Linked DNA regions of Homo sapiens: region 2 is linked to region 1. Evidence: chromatin loops called from intact Hi-C (ENCODE). Cell type or tissue: PC-3. All regions are shown on one strand. Each heading gives the region's core, and the rest is flanking DNA. Links, peaks and the distances in the headings are about the cores only.

What was found. Peaks named below come from ENCODE experiments on the same cell type or tissue, not always from the same donor. Only the 100,000 strongest peaks of a DNase experiment are listed, where the experiment ranks them.
Region 2: it touches region 1 in a loop (4-fold over the local background); 4 of 110 quality-filtered maps call a loop at or near these places.

The regions. Positions count from the first base shown.
Region 1 is chr3:55,548,147-55,551,062 of GRCh38, forward strand. All of the region lies in intron 17 of ERC2 (ELKS/RAB6-interacting/CAST family member 2), which reads right to left. Among named protein-coding and RNA genes, the nearest start is that of ERC2-AS1, 58 kb to the right of the region's middle. In PC-3, for the core only: a CTCF peak has its summit at 1,247; no DNase peak of the experiment used is centred there.
Region 2 is chr3:55,489,918-55,492,833 of GRCh38, forward strand. It overlaps a transcript of WNT5A not described here. Among named protein-coding and RNA genes, the nearest start is that of WNT5A-AS1, 3.8 kb to the left of the region's middle. RefSeq lists enhancers at 1-35, 598-2,315. In PC-3, for the core only: no CTCF peak of the experiment used is centred there; a DNase peak (open chromatin) is centred at 1,564; H3K4me3 peaks cover 499 bases; H3K27ac peaks cover 2,198 bases.

The DNA of each region.
Region 1 (2,916 bases), core at 99-2,598:
GGCTGAAGTGACCTGTGGCCCCTACATTCCAGGGGTTACCAGCTGATGTGAATGCCTGTGGGTGAGATCTAGTCCTCCCAAAACATGCCACATGGGCAATGCCCTCCATAGCAGTTGTTTGAAAAGGACCTAGTGCTCGTCTCCCAACGATACATTAATTTTTCTCCTTTCAGATTAAATTTAAATAAATCATTTTGGAATTACTCTACTAATTGACTATTTGGTCAGTTGTTACAGGAGATGTAAATAGTGTGGCTTGATCTGGGTTTTTTGCAAATGAGACATGGCCTTTTCCCCTCTAAATGTGTCTACACAGTTACTCTTAATTTGCCCATTCATTGCCCCATGTGCCACACTTGCTCTCACTTAAGTCCCTATCTTCTGGGCTAGAAAACAAGGGCAGGGAAAAACCCCAGCCACACAGACATACGTGTGTCAGCAAGGAGCTAAGCATGGCCAAGGGCGGGGCTGGAGAGAAGGCATCCAAATTCTCTGTCTACCCCAGTTCTGACAATCAAAAGCTGGGTGTCCTTCGATGGGCCACTTGGCTTCTCTGGAACTCAGTTTTTCTACTTTAATAACGTGGGTGGCTTAGATGAGGGGTCCCAAATGTGCACTGTTCACATGGGTACCAGGCAGGCTTCTTAGGAGTAGAAGGCATGGTGGCAGGCAAACTGGGAGAGTTCCTGGGTCAACTAAAGAGACAGCCACCACCTCTCCCTCCAGCCAATGTTGTTTTTCAGAAATGGAGATCTCCAGCAGCCAGATCCTTCATTTCTCAAAAGAGAAACCCCAAACCTAGAGTTTTATGTGAACTACCAAATTCCTACATCTTGGCAACAAAATCAGATGTGTAAGACACCGTGCTATGCAGGTCAAACAAAATGCATCTGTTGATCTCTAAAGTAACTCCGGTTTTAAAACCCCATAATCCATACTTATTTATTACAGAAAAAGAGTGTGTATTAAACAGAGAACTGAATTTGGCTGCATAAGACAGGAGTTAGAGTCCTGGATTCACCACTGACTCAAAGAACCTATCACCTCGAGCATCTGATCTTTCTATGAAATGGTGTTTGCAATACCTGTCCTATGGTTCCACCAGTAGCCTGTGAGGACGAAATGAGGTCCCTCCTGCAAAAAAAAAGGCCTCTATGAAGGGTAGAATACCATGTCCTGGTTATTCTTATTATCCAGAAATTCTTCTCTTCACCACTGGGGACCCTGAGGCCTAAACCTGGAACTTAAGCAGCTGTCTCCCAGGCAGCTCTCCGAACACAAAATGCCTGAGACAATATGGAAACCAGATGCGGAGCAAATGCCGCCTTACCTTTTTTTTTTTTTTTTTTTTCCTGTGCTTTTGTACGTTTTCAAAGCCTTTCCACATTCATGGGCTCTGATATCAATAAACTCACAGCTGCTCTGCAAGGCTGTTATATCAGGTATTATTCTATTCCAGATGAGGAAACGGAGGCTCAGAGCTAAGAATGATTGGGTCAAGGTGCCAGAGAAAGTACATGGCACAAGATGGAAGCCCTGTGGCCTAGACTGCTGTCTGCTGGCAGTCCTCTCTGGGTGGTTGCCTGCTTTCAAAAGATGAACTTTCTAAATATAGGCTTAATGCACAGGGCCCTGTCCTCAGCGAGCTTTGCAGCAGCTGAAGCATCCTAGTACATGGTTTTGGTAGTGAGGATGGTAAAAACAGCAACAGCAGCTGCTTCTGGTCACCACCACCTCCTTTCTCTCTCTCTCTCTGCCCCCAACCCCCCTCCCCGACACACACAAGAGAGAGAGAGAGAGAGAGAGAGAGAGACAGAGAGAGAGAGAGAGGGGAAATACTATGTTAATAGGACACTTTTCTGTGGCTTCTTACTGCACATTGTCTGGACCATACTCTTTGACAGGACTTCCCACCTGGTCTAGCCTGGTCCTGTGCACCTTTGCCCTTTGCAACCTTCCCTGGGCTCATGCTCCCTCCCTCTCTGCTGAACCTTCTTGCAGTAATACTTGCCTCATTCCCTCCCTCTTTAAGGCCTTTGCACCACCTGTTTCCCCTCAGCTCAAGTGTCACTGCCTCCAGGAAGCCCTCCCTGAAGCCTCCATTCTTGGTCATATTCATCTCTCATAAAATCATGGTCCTTTCCTTCAAAGCCCTTATTCCCATTTGTGCTTGTATGTTTGGGTGTGTGATTATCTCACTTAGTTCCATCTCTTTCACTGAAATGTAAGCTGCTTGAGGGCAGGGCAATCAGCCCTTTGTATTCAATGTCACAACTCCAGCACCAGGGATGATGTGCAGTAACTATTTGTTGAACCAATGCATAAATAAATATGTGAATTAGGTAACATCTACCTCATGTAATTCTCTCCACACCCAATGAGATATTATGAATTGTTATTCATAATATGGATTCATAACAATGGATGTTATGAATTGTTCCTTGTTGCAGGGGATGGGGAGAAGACTGAGAGTCTGAGATGGTCAGTGGCTTGTCCAAGGTCACACAGCTAGTAAGAGATGGGGGAAGATTTGACTACAGGTCTGCCCGATTTCCAAATTTTCAAACAGATATAATTTAAGAAATAGGGGCCGGGCGCAGTGGCTCACGCCTATAATCCCAGCACTTTGGGAGGCCAAGGCGGGCAGATCACGAGGTCAGGAGATCGAGACCATCCTGGCTAACACGGTGAAACCCCATCTCTACTAAAAATACAAAAAATTAGCCGGGCGTGGTGGTGGGTGCCTGTAGTCCCAGCTACTCGGGAGGCTGAGGCAGAAGAATGGCGTGAACCTGGGAGGCAGATCTTGTAGTGAGCTGAGATCGCGCCACTGCACTCCAGCCTGGGTGACAAAGCAAGACTCCGTCTCAAAAAAAAAAAAAAAAGAAAGAAAGAAATAACATGATAAGCCTCTGT
Region 2 (2,916 bases), core at 206-2,705, 58 kb before region 1:
TTGCCGTTCTGCCCAGTGGCCGCAGACTGAGATTCCCTGGCTGCGGGAGAGCATGTGCCTCCTAGGCAGACACTCCAGCCCCGCCCCGCGGGCAGGGATCTCCGGGACCCACCTTACGTGCAGCAGCTCCAAGAAGTGGCAGGATATGAGCTGACTATGAAAGGGGCTGCCAAAGGGCGCTCCCGAAGAATGGAGAAACTAGCATCCCAGTGTCCCAGAGTCCAAGGCAGTTCGTGTAGAGGATCCTATTCTATGAAGAAAAGGGCCGTTAACCTGGGCATTTCCTCCACACATACAGCCAGTCTAGAAATACTGGCTACCCAACCACAAACCTTTATTTTTTAATGGCTATTTTCTGAGTTATCTGGATAATCACCTGCTTCTCTCCAATTGCCTTTGCTTGTATAGACACAGCCCAAACAGTGCTATTTCCTGTTCTGCAGTCTTTCCTCTAGTGGAAGTCGGTGTTGGTTAGTGGTTAAGAGTGCCAGCTGTGGAATCTGGAGTTCCAGTCCCTGCCCTGCCACTTTCCAGCTGTCACACCTTGTCTAGCCTCTCAGCCAGCACTTCAGAACCCTCTTACACACAACAACAGCAACAACAGCAGCAAGCAGAAATTTCATGATCTACCTTGCAGAAATGCATTGAGAATGAAATGAGATGAGCTTGAAAATCAGGGCAGTACTGAGAATGAAACACGATATCTAGGAATGCTCTTAGCATGGGTCAGGCCCTTACCTGGCACTCAATGCCTGCTCTTCTAGAAAAAAAGCAGCTCTGAAAACAGAGGTTTTCAAACTCCTGTGGTGGTAAAACTGGACCTCACATGACAAGACATAATCTTGATTTATTCCACTTGCTAGGAATACTCTTCACTGAATGAATACAAATGCATTTGGTTACTGGGTATTTCCCCAGACCTCACTGGGCTGCTTGCAAATTAATAGCAATATGCCCCATTTTATTTTCCCAAAATTTCCAACAAAACCGTCTAGTCCCAAGGACTTCAGATAAAGAGTTGTTTTATCTGATAATATTAATAATTAGTGTGCTGAGATTATGCCCCAGGAGCAATAAGCTTCATGTCAGCAGGACCTCATCTGCGGTTTTCATGGCTGGAACCCCAGTCCTCAGAACAATGCCTGGCACTTAGTAGGTGCTTAGAAGTAACAACCACACGAATGGGCGAATGGATGAAAGAATTATTTCAGAGGACGGTGTTAAGGAGAACCAACTTGAAATCCCTTTTGACCCTTCAATAGTGGGTAGGGGTGGGGACTGCCTTAGAAAGCCAGGCTCAGTTGTAAGCACCAGTCCCATGATGGTGTTGATTGGTTTGGCTGGGAAATGAGCAGACAGTTGGAAGGAGAGAAACCAATGCCTCTCCATCTGTGAGGGTTCATGTTCGACAGACCTCCAGTTTGTGGAACTTCATGTTTCCCCTTGCAAACCGTGTGTGCATTTGGGTGTGTGCCTCAGATTGAGTCATCCGAAGATATACTGGCAAGGCATCACCACACTCTGCTCATTAAAAATGCTTCTGAATCTGTGGAACAAATAAATCAATATTTTTGGCTGCTCTCCCAACCGGATTATTCACAAAGCAGAGTGCAAGATAAGGAATTTATGAACGACTGCATCCCTGTGCCGCCTTTCCCAGCAGGGGAAAGCAGGGCCTGGGTTGTCATTCTGGGAAAATCTACCCCCCTTTTATGCCCAGCAAATAATATTTTATGGCCCTGGGTTTATGGTGGTGTTTTAATGATCTGCTGTAGAAAGCGGTTTTCTCTCCAGTCACTAGAATTTGTCAAGAAAGCCTGGAGGCCATAAAAGAGGGATGGGCCCCAGGGGCAAACAGGCTCCATCTTCTGAAATAAACTAATAAAGAGCCCCAAGATGTTTACTCCTTCACCTCAGAGTCAAGACCAGCAGGGCTGTGTGAGCAGGGCCACAGATGGAGCCCTAAAGAAGACAAAGAGGCCGGAAAGGGGTCGGGGGCTTCCTCACAACCACATGGCCACCGTCAAAGTAATACCATCTCTTTGTGCTGCCACTGGCCTGTGGGGGGCAAAGGCTCCTTTGAAATTAGAGGACATTTTTGGATTCTGGGTTGACTCCAGGAGGCTCTTTGAGACTCTCAAGCTCTCCTTGCACTGATCACTCACTATGCCCTCCTAACTTACTTATGTGTTATATGCCAATTATCCCAGCACCATTTGTTGAATAGGGTGTCCTTTCCTTATATAACACTTATGTGTTATGTGTTATATGTTATATTGACTATGACCATTTCATAGTCAATGGTGCTTTGTGGCGGGGGGGCACTAAATGGATGCTTTAATTTTGTTTCATTTTAGGGAACCTGTGGGTCAGATGGATGTGAGTCTGAATCCCAGCTCTGCCTCTTGCTGACTGAGTGACCCTGTAGTGGTCACCTACCCTTTTGAGCCTCAATTTTCTCACCTCTACAGTGGAGATAGGAAACAAATATATTAGGATTGTTCTCATAATTGAGATAATGTACAAAAGACCTTGGTCCAGCTCTGCCTATGGAGATAGCTTGATGAATGGCAGCTACTGTGATTATTTCTGCACTGTAAATGTCTGTTCCTGGGTCCCCTGGTGGAATCTGGAGAAAAACGAGGAGCCTGAGGAGAGTAGAGGTAGGGGCTGGGAAGAGGAGAGGAATGTGGCAATTATAGGATCACCGGCCATGCCTATATGACAGAATTCAACAAAGATGGGGCAGGTATGTGTTGAGATAATAATCGGTAATAAACAATCATAATAATTGCTGGCAACACTTACTGAGCTCTATGTGCCAGATGCTAGCCCTGTCTAAACTCTTTACATTCATTGCCTTGTTTCATCCTCACTACTTTGTGAGATAGATCGTATTATTATCTGCATTGTGGA